Regions from separate parts of the Homo sapiens genome. Here region 2 is linked to region 1. Evidence: chromatin loops called from intact Hi-C (ENCODE). Cell type or tissue: ascending aorta. All regions are shown on one strand. Links, peaks and the distances in the headings refer to the core of each region. The heading gives the core; the rest is flanking DNA.

The links. Hi-C counts contacts between places; a loop is a spot of excess contacts. Peaks named below come from ENCODE experiments on the same cell type or tissue, not always from the same donor. Only the 100,000 strongest peaks of a DNase experiment are listed, where the experiment ranks them.
Region 2: a loop joins it to region 1, with 2.8 times the contacts of the local background. A loop is called at or near these places in 1 of 110 quality-filtered maps.

The regions. Positions count from the first base shown.
Region 1 is chr9:76,253,233-76,261,058 of GRCh38, forward strand. All of the region lies in intron 24 of PCSK5 (proprotein convertase subtilisin/kexin type 5), which reads left to right. Among named protein-coding and RNA genes, the nearest start is that of RFK, 140 kb to the right of the region's middle. In ascending aorta, for the core only: no CTCF peak of the experiment used is centred there; DNase peaks (open chromatin) are centred at 2,759 and 3,099; H3K4me3 peaks cover 1,048 bases; H3K27ac peaks cover 3,170 bases.
Region 2 is chr9:76,114,268-76,119,156 of GRCh38, forward strand. All of the region lies in intron 9 of PCSK5 (proprotein convertase subtilisin/kexin type 5), which reads left to right. Among named protein-coding and RNA genes, the nearest start is that of PCSK5, 230 kb to the left of the region's middle. In ascending aorta, for the core only: no CTCF peak of the experiment used is centred there; a DNase peak (open chromatin) is centred at 2,914; H3K27ac peaks cover 4,000 bases.

The DNA.
Region 1 (7,826 bases), core at 1,520-5,519:
CCTCTTCTTCTTCTTCTTTTTTTTTTTTTAAGGCCAAACTCAGAGCCAGCTTCAGAGGAAGGTTTAGAATATAAATGCAATGTCAATAGTCTTCTGAAGATAAGAGAAACAAGCTCCATTAAACAGTTCTGTCTTTAAAAAAATTATAAACTGACTGTTTCTATTTTGTATTCATTAGAGCCTCCCTGCCCCCTCATTGTCTAAATGATACCTCATTTCACAGATGGGTACTAAGAAGACATAAAACCTTTAAAAAAGAGAACACAAAGTTGGAAGAACTTGCAGACATTGTGCAGTTTCATTGTCCCTTACTCATCCTGGCTTTCTTCATTGATTCATTTGGCACATATTTATTGTGTACTTTTGTGCTTTCTGCTTTCCTATCACTTGTTCCGTTTATTCCACATATAATAGGACTGTATAGCCTAATATTTATCAAGCATCACCAGGCTACACGCTTAATGTACGTGATGTGTTTTCACATCTGCAACCCAACAATTTTTACATATGGGGAAACTGAGGGTTAGAGAAATGTTGAAATGTGACCAATTTTATGCATATGGGAAATGACAGAGTAATTCAGAAGCAGTTTGTTTGGAGCAACCTTGTGCATAACTTTGCTCCCTGTCTTCACAAAGGAAGTAGTTGGCTTAGAAGCTCTTTGTTATAAGTAAACACTAGGATACACAGGGTTGTATTTCCCAAATCTCGGTGACTTCAAACAACACAGGTTTATTTCTCTCTCATGCTACATCTTCATCATGGGTGAGCTGAGAACTCTGCTCTGTGTGATCCTTAATTCAGGACCAGGTTGATAGAGCAGCCACTACCTTGCCATGGCAGACACAAAGCAGACACTGGCTCTTAGAGGTTTCTCCAGGATGTGGCACTTGTACCTCCTGCTTACGTATTTTTGGCTAAAGCAAGTTACATGATTACGCCTGGGATCAGAGAGTGGGGAGGTGCAATCTTACCATGTGCCTGCAGAAAAGAGAGAAAATAATGATTGTGTGTAATGGTGACAGTCTCACAGGGGAATGACTATGGGTCATGGGACTGTTGCTGGCATATTCTGAGCTTTCACATTGTGTGTTTGTACATGAAATAGTCCCAGATGTGTGCCCGATATGCTTCAATAAATTATTTCTCTTCTGCTCCTCTGAACTTGTCCATTGTCTTACCTTGGAAATGTCTAACTTTTTTCTTCTCTCAAAGCAACTCTTTTGAAGAAGTCACTATTTAAAAAAAAAAAAAAGATGAAATTTCCCCAAGTATTCTGTTATCTCACTTCTTTTATCTCTGGCAACTGATGAGTCAAGAAGAGGACCAGTGGTCAATGCCTTATAGTCAATAGGTAGGCTGTCAGCTAAAAGGAACTTGACCCTTCTTTAGTGTCATTTTTCAAATGCCTACTGTGACAATAGCAAGTGCTGCTGTCTCTTGCCTTTGTTTGCTGCCTAAAAAATGTATTCGCCCATATAAGACACGTCTTGGGAATCTGAACAGCATCTCTCAGTTTTTGAGTTAGATTCAAGAAATATTTCCTGAGCATCTACATCAGGCTAGACATGGGGATATAAAGATGAATAAAGCTTGTTCTTTGCTCCTAAGCTGCTCACATGCAAATGCGATAGGCCAGAAGTTCTCAGCTCTGGGTACATATTAGGATCCTGCGGAGCTGTAAAATGCAGGTGCTGATACCTACTCCCAATGTTTCTAATTTAATTAGTCTGGAGTGAGGTGTGGGCATCAGTATTTTTTTAAAACGCCCTGGCCAGGCATGGTGGCTCATGCCTGTAATCCCAACACCTTGGGAGACTGAGGTGGGTGGATCACTTGAGGCCAGGAGTTTGAGATCAGCCTGGGCAACATGGTGAAACCCCATCTCTACTAAAAATACAAAAATTAATTGAGTGTGGTGGTACAGACCTGTAGTCCCAGCTACTAGGGAGGCTGAGGTGGGATGATTGCCTGAGCCCGGGAAATTGAGGTTTCAGTGAGCTGTGATCATGCCACTGCACTCCAGCCTGGGCAACAGAATAAGACTCTCTCTCAAAAAAATAAAAAAAATAATTTTAAAAAACTCCCTGACTAATTCTAATGTGCAACCAGAGTTGAAAGCCACTGATTAAGATAGATATAGAAACAGATAACTTCAACATCTGTTTAAGATACTGTGTTGAGAATGGAAGCTGAAACAGAGGCAGATACATTATATTAGAATGTATTGTTCAGCTAGGTGGACATTTTACAAACATGACCTCTAATCTTCAATGTAATTCTCTCTGCTCAAAATCCTTATGATAGGCTAGGCTCAGTGGCTTACACCTGTAATCCTAGCACTTTGGGCAGTTAAGGTGGCAGGTGAGGGGAATCACTTGAAGTCAGGAGTTCAAAACCAGCCTGGCCAACACATCAAGGCCCCATTTCTACAAATAAATTTTTTTTTTAAGTTAGCCTGGTGCGGTTACACGCACCCATAGTCCCAGCTACTTAGAAGGCTGAGGCAGGAGGATTGGTTGATCCCGGGAGGCTGAGGCTGCAGTGAACTATGATGGCACCATGGCACTCCAGCGTGGGCAATGGAGCAAGATCCTGTCTCAAAAAGAAGAAAAAAATTCCTTATCCTCATTTTATAGATGAAAAAACCAATGCCCAGGGAGCTTATGTCATTTGCCTAAAGTTACACAGCTAGCAAGTGTTAGAGCCAAATTCAGACTTAGGACTGTCTGGCTCCAAACCCACAGACCAACCAAATAGTTGCTCTTTTTCCAAAGTAGACTGCACTCATACACTATTTTCCTAAAGAACATAAATGAAAGTTGTGCAAAGGTTGGTCTGCTGCATTTGTTTCATTCTTGATTACATTCTCTGTTCCTTAGTTGTGTCTCCTGACATTTCCTTTGCTCCTTCTCCAACATTCAAGCTCACATTCTTAGAGTTATGGGGGAGAAGAACATAGTGGCGAGGTATCTTAAGTTCAATTCTAGAGCAATTAGCTCATCATCTTGGCTCTTCATGCTATTACGCTATTTCCCCCGGAGCCGGGTATAATCGAAGTTCCTCCTACTTGTTGTGTAACTGACCTGCTAAGTCGAGCTGTGAGCCAAGTCTGTCTGGATCACGTAAGCTTGCAGAGAGAACTGAGCCAAGTACTTCCAAAACAAACCTCGTTAAACAAAAGCGGAGTGTGGTCGAGCCGGACACACAGGGTGGAGGGTTCAGAAGACCGTCTGCCAGTCTCGAAAGCAATGTGGGGTCTGTGACATTAAACGTCCAAGGGCAGTTGAGCTGGAGGGATGGATTCACCTTTACAGATGAATCTGGAAACCAGTGAGAATGATTCTGCATGATTAGGAATAATAACCTGGAAAATCATTGCCAAATTACTTCCTTTTAGTGAAATATCTTCGATTTTTCTGAAACCCTTAGTCAATCAAGACCCCAGCTCGTGCCTGTTCATCACGCTTAAAGAAAAATAAAAATGAGTCTGGCAGTAGTGACTAGAACTTCAGATGGTTAGGTCTCATTTAGTTTTGCAGGAGTGTGGAAAATTGAGTCAGAAATCTTAGTCTCTATTCATTTCCATCCTTCCCTTAACACAGTGAAAATCTTGGGCAAGCCCTTTACATTTTTTGTTTCTTAATTCTATCCTGTTTTATAAAGGAAAGCATCACATAAATTGCCTTCCTTGTACCTCCTAATAGGTCCCTAGAGATTATGATGAAAACTAGAAAGGTGCTCATATCTTGAGTTCTTCAAGAGAGAGGAACCAAGAGGCTCTATTGTGAATATCAAAACAGAATTTAATTTGCTTTCTCTCTACGTTCACCCTTTTTCTGAGAAGCCTGTTGGTGTATCTGAAGCCACATGTCTGACATGCACCACTGTGTCACAGCACTTAGCACAGTGCCTGTCAACAGGGAGGCACTCAGTAACTATCTGTGACTTCTGTGCCTGTTATTATCTGTCCTCATCTCACCCCCCAACTCTCCATCTCCCTATGCCACAACCAAACTGCTATTTCATAGATGGTAGGAAGAGCTTCAAGCTCCACTGGTTGAGGAGAAAAAAAAAATTGATTTAAGTCACAGAGCAGACACCAGAATAGAGAGATGCTGTGTGTGGATAAGACAGGAGCATCTGCATGTTGATACCCAGCTGCTCAACAGGCTGGTCTCCAACTGAGAGTTGGGCCAACGATGAGTGTCAGTAAATTGCCTCTGCACCTCTAGAGCCTGAAATTCCTGCTTTCCAAAAGTCAACAGGAGGGTAATTTGGTAGGCATCCAGACTCATCCTTTCCACAAAGTCTCTCTGCACCTCCCACCAGGGAAAATTTGGCTCCAGTCCTCCCCGCAGCCTCCAGTTCAGCTTCCAGCACAGTGGGCCAGCCGGGGCCGTCAGAAGCAGAACGGGGACTAAACGCTGCGGCAAGCTGGAGAAGGACCAGTTCCAGGGGCAGGATCTGGACAGGGCCATGCCTCACTGATCACCCTTTGGCCAAGTACCCCAAATTGAAGCAGTGGAAGGCAAGGGGTATCCAGGCTGACCTCTCCAAACCTTAGTCATGTTCTCATGGATGATGTGACTGGGTCAATCAAAACTTTTTTCCTCGCAGCTGTGCCTGTGACTATCTGTAGCAACCAACTTTCCTTTATGTATATATGTTTTCCTATATGTATATGTTTTCCATAAAGACAGTGTGTTCTGACTAGCTATAAACTATCCATTATTAGGTGAGACAAGTGAATATTGTTTTGTATGAACCAGGCAGGTAACCCAAGGATGTCTACCTCTCAGCTCCCTTTTCCACAGCTCCCAGGTACAGGGAGGGCCCTGGGGACACTGGGAGAACAGTCCCCACTCAATCAGATCACCAGGGCAAGAGCACAGACATGGCATTATCTCCAGAGGGGTAGGTGGTAGAACATTAGAATAGAAAAGTTTATCAGTCTCTCCAACCTCTGATATGGACCAGAAAGAGCTGACAGCCTAATTTATCATCATGGTAGAATTTTATGCCCTCAAATAATTGCTAGTAACCTGGATCTTCCACTGGAAAAATAAAATCAACCCAAAAATATAGGCTCCAGATTACCATGACCCCAGCATTTGAGTGATGACATTGAGCCTTTGGGTCAGGTTTGGAGGTGAGTCTTGAGAGAGAAGGAAAGTTCTTTTGAAGGGGTGCTTATTGGAAAGCCTAGTGCAATCATGCTAGCTGCCCAAGCTAATTGTAAAATTTCAGATTTATTGTGTTCAGCAGAAATACAGCCTGTACATTTGAAATATTATCCAAATGACCTGGCTTCAACTTAGAAATCTTACATGAATTGAAACAAGTGAATTAGGGAGACCTCTTGCCTTCAGCCCTAAAGGGTCTGTGGGAGGTAAGTCAAGAACCATTTATAATAGTGATAAAATACTATATTTAAGGCTGTAAAAATTTGGCATGCAAGAACTCAGCTCAGAAGTAAATTCATCTTATGTGCTCGGCAAAGGAGCAACTGGAAAGTTTTACAAATGGGAAGTTTGACCTACTGAGATTTTAAAGATAAATTATGTCAATTATTCCTTGAGAGTGAGTACGGTCATTTACCCCCTTGAATGTTGAAATGGAAATCCGAACCATGAAGTCAGTAACAACTTCACTTTGCCATGGTGCACGTGGCTAATGACAGTTACCCAAAGCCATTGTCCAACTGTCACATCATGTGCCCAAATGTGCATTAGTGGGATGGGCCACTTGGGACCCTAGCAAGCAACCAGGGAGAGCATCAGAGCTATGCCCAATTAACAAACACCTCATATGATGGCGCATGATGCTTTTACTCTGCCAAGAAGCCAGTGATCCTTTCCTTGGGAATTCTATAATATGTCTGTCTGAAGCTAGAACTAGTAGATAATGCTTGATGACTGACAGATGTGTACTTTTTTCAAAAGAGCCTTATTAACTTTAGTCTCCTGCACATCTCTGGCCTCAGTGTCTACCTCTTGTTCCTCACCTCCCTCTCCAGCTACACTGCAGGGCCCTAGTCATGATTGCTGTAGCCCATTCTTGCCCCAGGGCCCTGCACTAGCTATTCCCTCTACTTGGAATGTTTTTCCCAAGATACCAATGTGGCTGGGTCCTTCCTGTCATCACATCTCAGTTTAAATGTCAGCTCCTAAGAGGCTTATCCTCAGCACCCAATTCAGCCTCCCTCCCTCTCTGTCTACACTACACACACACACACACACACACACACACACACTCACTTCAGTCATCCTACTTTAATTCTAGCAGATCAGATATAAGTATCTGATATTTTGATGTTTTATTGACTTTTAATATCTGTGTGTCGTATTTCTTCCCTCACTTAAAATGTAACTTCCAGGCAGGCAGAGACTTGATCGATTCTATTTACTGTTGTTTCATCAGCTCCTTGAATCATGCTTACCACATGCAGGTAAGCATATGGTTGAACATGCTTGGTTGAACATCCATAATGTTCAACCAAGTCAATGTCAGCGTCCTCACAGGTAAATCTATGGTGAATGATTTGAAAGCGCCCTTGTGGAGCATGGAAGAGCCATACTTCAGTCTCAGGGCTCACCTCAGGTGAGTCGTTTCAACCCAGTCTATGGGTCTCCCTCCCTCATCTGGAAGCAGAGGGGACTGGACTGGACCAGTGGCCCAAATCAGCAGCTTGCCGCCTCTCTTCTGTGAAGCCCTTTCTCTTCCTCACCATCCACTTCTCCCTATTTAGCCAGGACAGCTTTGCTTTCATCTTGTTAGGTGTATTTGATTTTTCATAAGTTTTCATTTGGTAAAGGATTCTGCTGCTAAAGTAAAATTTTAAATCTCCCAGCTTAGATAAATCCTTCTGTTAGAAATTAATCCTGGCTCAGCTGTAAGAGGCTAGTTGTGTGCTTTGGGGAAACTCACTTAAGCCTCAGACTCCTCATGTAAATGGAGGATAATTTCCATATCTGTCTCACAGTATTGGTGGGAGTATTAAATGAGATAATCCATCTGTAGTAGGCAGAATAATAGGCCCCCAAAAGATGTCCATGCTCAAATCCTCAGAGCCTATGAATATGTAACCCTACACAGCAAGAGGACTTTGAAGATGAGATTAAGGTTAAAGATTTTGAGATGGGGAGATTATTCTGAATTAGCTAAGTGGACTCAATCTGAGCTCATGAATCTTTAAAGTGGAGAACCTTTCCAGCTGCAGTCAGAAAGACAGACGAGACAGGAGAGAAACCATCACTGATAGCCGTGAAGCTGGCAGAAGAGATGCCCCAAGCCAAAAAATGCAGGTGGCATCTAAAAGCCAAATACAACCCTCAGCTGATAGCTAGCAAGGAAATGAATAAATGGATATCTCAGGCCTACAACTGCAAAGAACCGAATTCTGTCAACAGCCCAACTGAATGAGGAAACAGATCCTTTCCCAGAGCCTTCAGAAGGAACCCAGCCCTGCTGCCACTCTGCTTTTAGCCCATTGAGATCTCTACCAGACTTCTAACCTACAGGACTGTGACATAATAAATTTTTATGTTTTAAGCTGCTAAATTTATGGAAATTTGTTATGGCAGCAATAGAAAACTATTTAACTATTACATTTAAACTATGTAATAAAGTACTTGGCACATGGGAAGGGCTCAATAAATGTGAGCATTTCTTATAAATATTATTAATGGGGTATTTATTAATATCATTATATTATATCAATAACCTCTTCCTGCCTTGATGCTGAGCTTTGAATTCTGAAACTCCATTTCATGCCTATCCTGAAGACGTTTACTCTTAGTTGCCTTACAAGAATTATTCACCAC
Region 2 (4,889 bases), core at 476-4,475, 140 kb before region 1:
TCCTGAACTATTCCCTATAGTGAAATAATTGTAACCAGACCCAAAGAGCAGTTACCACGGGCCTTCTGCCAGGACTGTGCATGAAAATAGCTTTGTTATGTCTACATATACACAGACAATACACTCTGTCCTCTAGTCCTTCTCAAGTTCAAATTATGTAGAAGCCAACTTTTCCTGGACTCAACTTTGTACCTTAACTAATGGTTTCAAAAACTACAGCTTCCAGAGATGTCTATTATAACTGGAAAAGCCCTGGTCAACAGGCTCATTCACCTTGGATTATCTTGAAATGTAGCCAGTGTGTTCCAACTCCTTCCCTATGTGAGAAAACTAAGAAACATGTTGGATAGTTGAGTTGCTCAGAAACTGAACTGAAGACAGAAAAGTTCTTAGGAGACTGTTACCTGCCTCTTTTTCCTTAGCTGTATTTTGAAAAATGTTATTAGTCACTAAAAACATTTTATTCTTATTACTATAATAATAAAGATTGCTTTTTCCAAAGAATAGTTGTCAGTCCTGTTGCAATCACCAGACCTTTTCCTTGTATAGCTGATCAAGTATCATTTTCAAGTGTCAAATGTTGGAAATGTCTCATGTTATAAATATCCAGTTTGTGCTGGAGCAAGGCAAGTAAACCATTTGGGAAGCCAGTGTAGTAGTGCAGGAGAGATTAGGGTAGCCTGGTCAAGGTGATGGGAATGGGGACAGAGAGAAGTGGGTAGATTTGATGTATATTTTGTAGGTATAGCCAACAGGTAATGAATTACATATGTGCCTTTGGGAAAAGCAAAAAAATCAAGATCTAGTTTCTTTGCTAAACTCAGGTAAATTGTGATATCATCTATGGAAATAGATACCCTTTATTCTCCCCATGGGATTCTGGAGATTAGAAGCTGCATAAAAATCCAGTTGTACAAGAAAGTCTCTGGGCCTACAGATTTTGCACCAAGACCTGTAGCAAATTTCTCTGGCAATTATTGACTGTCCTTGGGTACACCAGCCTCCCCATCAGCTAATTAATCTGCAAAAAGTGCCTACCCGGAGATCATGATTGCTATAAGTGACTGAGACAGTTCCCATTTTAAAAAAGTAAAAGAAAACAGAGAATATTATTTACATTATAAATTGCTCATCTGCTTCTGTGTCTTTTAATTTAAACAGAGTGTTAGCAAATTAACCTTTATGCAGTTACCCGATAAGATTGCTTAGAAACTCCACTGATGTATATTAGTGAGTTTACAAGAAATATGTGAGATTTAGTATTAAATTTAGTCTCTTGAGGGTTTGTGGATTTTACTCAATGCCAGGGAATTTTTGTTCTGATAGTGCCTATGGTAACACCCCAAATACCATCAAATATGATTTTTCTTGCTAAGAAAAAGAGAAGATGACTTTTTTAGGGTCCATTAGTTTCACATCATAGCCTGCTACTTAATCACTTTAGTCAAAGCGTATTAAAAGACTCATTGCATAATATATCATTGGATGGCTTCATCAAATATTGCTGTTTTTGTATTTGAAAATTCTCAGATTATATTCCTCTACTCTATATTTAAACATAGTTCAAACTTAATCTGTTTATGTGCCAAGTTTTCTTGGGCTGAGTTTTGAATTGATCTAGCCTATGGCTACATTGTCTTGCCCTATAATTTTTTACTTCCAGGACATTTTTGTCACATAAAAGTTAAAATTGTTTGGTGTCATTTGTTCAGAAGAGCCTAATTGTTCCTAGTGACACTGGAATCTAGTTTTTGTATTAACTGATACCAACATTCTTTTTTTCCTCTGTTTAAAAATTTATAATCATAATGCATTTTGCCATCAATAGGAGAGAAAAGTAAATAAGGAAAATAAAAATGACAGATTGAAAGCATGTCATTTTACTAACATGTAAGATTTTATTCATCCTGACATCAACAAGATGATTATGACATCTGATGTGTTGAAAGCTCCAAGCAGCACATTCATAGTGAAATAAACTGTAATACCTGGAATAGAACATGTAACACAAAAAGAAAGACATTGGATGTTTATAAGATTGCATTATTTCTTACCATCTTAGATTAAGTTTTCATTTCTCTATTCATAATTCTGAACCTTATTGAGTAAGCACCATATGTGTGACTAAGATGAAGTAAAAGTTTATGTTGTTTGCATATCACAGAAAACGCAATAAGTCTGTGACACCTGGTAGTATCATCCCTACCAGTAAAGACTGTAGTACATCAGACAGTGACATCCTGTCTGTGACCCAAAAGATTCTACTTGCCATTGTTCCCCCTTGAGTGTGGAGATGCTGCATAGTGCAAAAAGATAAAATTAAGAGATAAAATGGTGGAAAAAAACGGCAGTCAGCCTTCAATGAATGCTTTATGCCAAATACTGAGCTGAGTGTTTATATTGGTAATCTCATTTTATCCTCAAAGCAGTGCTCTAAGGTAGGCATTATCACCATATTTCCTATGTGGAAAATGAGGGTTAGGAATTCACACAGGTGATAGGTGTGGAAGGTGAATACAAGGTAATGTGACACCAGAACCCACCATTCTACCATATCACCTTTCTTTGTTAAGTACTGTAACGGGACATGGTTAATTACAAATGGGCACTATAAACCGTAAAGGGAATGAATGAGTAAATGGAGAGAAGGAACTTTCCCTACAGTTATTCAAAAGTATGGATAGGTATCTATTCAGGTATCTGTAGTTAGTGAGATATCGCGCCAACAAGTTTAAACTCTAAATCTTGATTGATTCATTCAGGAAATATTTATTGAGTCATGCTTGTTACCATAATTTCCTTATTTTGAAACAAACTTTTTTTTTCACATTTCTGAACCTGTAATACATCTTACAAGTCATAGTTGCAATGTTTAGCTAGTTTGGTATGTGCCTGGCACCGTGCTAAGAACTAGAATACATCTATGAACAAAACATGCATGGTCCTTGCCAGAGCTGCCAGGAACAGTCAAGTAAGCTGAGCACAAATGTGTGTGAGGCCTTGAACTTGGCTCCAATAGAGCCTACATTTCAGTCAAGGGAGGCAGAGATTAAAGATAATTACATCTGGCATGAAGGAAAAAATAAAACAAAGCATTATATTGTGCTAGAGGGATTGATGGTAGGGTAAGAGTAGGAAAGGATGAATAATGGCAAATAGGGAAAAGAAGTGGCAAGGCCATCAAGGAGATGACAGCATTTTTGCTGCAACTGGAGTCATAAAAGTGATTCAACTTACACTTGGTTTTTGTGAGTTTTTACTGAGTTATTGCTTTCTGGCAACGTTAAGCACATCTTACCTTTTTCGTCTAATAGAGCTTGCAATCACAACCAAGCCTTAATAGAAGGCCAAATGATAAAGAGGAATACCTGAATGATCCATAATTTTTACATTCCTATAACAAATTTAGAAACCTGCCTGTATATGATTGAAAACAGGTTGAAAACTGGCATCACTTCACAGATTAAACTTGTTCATCTAGTCAGCAAGAATGCAGTTATGTAGTCTTCAGTGAGCACTCGAATTTATTTGAAAAACTTGGTACACAACCAGGGAATGTTGGTACGAAGGAAGAGAATTCTAGTGAGATTTAAAATAGGGAGGTGAGGTCTCTCAAGGGCTCTCAGCAGAGTCTGCTTGTCATTTAGCTATTGGAAACCTTTGCGAACAACTTGGAAGAATGTCGTAGCGAGCTTCCTGGAGAGAGTATGATACAGGAGTGATCGTATTAGTCATGCTGAATTTTTATTCATTGCTCTGAATTTAGGTGCCATTGGAATTGACATCTGATAGCCTCATTTTCCATAGCAGATGTATTCAATTCTATAATTTTCATTGTGCTAAAATTCTCAAGCATTTGGGATCCCATACCTGGAATATAAAGCAATTGTTATCAGTTTGTCTGAGGAATCGTAACATTGGAAGGTTGCCCAGAAACCATCTGGCCTGTAGAGATGCTATTCAGTGAGAGTGTTCAGGGGTCACCAGGCAAAGGTGAATAACAATGGCAATGTAGGTTATTTTTAAAACAAAGGTATATTTTTTAATTTTAAAAAATAATTTTAAAGTGACTCATTCTGATTATATATACTGTTTTTGCATGACATTTTCTTACTTGTATGAAATGATGCTATCCTTACTTAGCAATGAAAGTGATGAATCTCACTTTGATTCCCAAGTTGAAAAACAATATTCCAGTCTTTGAAATCCAAAAGATTGAGAGCCTTTTTCATCACAGTGGTGCTTGCAAGCATTCTACTGATTTCATTTGCCACTAGTATCTTAGAAGCAAATAAGTATTTATTTAATACTGACAGATACCAGGAAGAGCAATCCCATGACCATTATAATCTATTATTAGCAATAGAACCATTTTTAAAATGTAGGTGTTTATTTATATGATGTATTATTTTGATAATATCTTCAAATTAATTAATATAAATTTAAATTATATTATCATCAAAATAACACATTTTACAAAACATATATATAAATCATGCAGACATGTAAATCAAATGTCTCCCTACACAGCCAACTTTAAGCATGTTTTAAGCTTTTAGTATAACTCCTAATGCTATGATGCTAGTTCCAAATATTCTTAATATATGCATGTTTACTATAAAAAATATTGCATACTTTGTCTTTAATCTGCATTTTGCTTTCCTTTCAGATCATGTTGTTCATTTTGTTGTTCCCCTCCCATTTGTTTTTTTAAACCAACCTTTTTTTTAACCAAATAATGTTTTTTCTAACCTGCAATCAAGCAAGATTAGATTAAAGAAGGTTTCAAGTTTTTGTGGGTGCTGTCTCCATTCAGTTGTTGGAAATTAGGTGCTGAGACATTTTTGAATTGTGAGGACTAGTATTCAAATTGAATTTCAAAAGTGTGT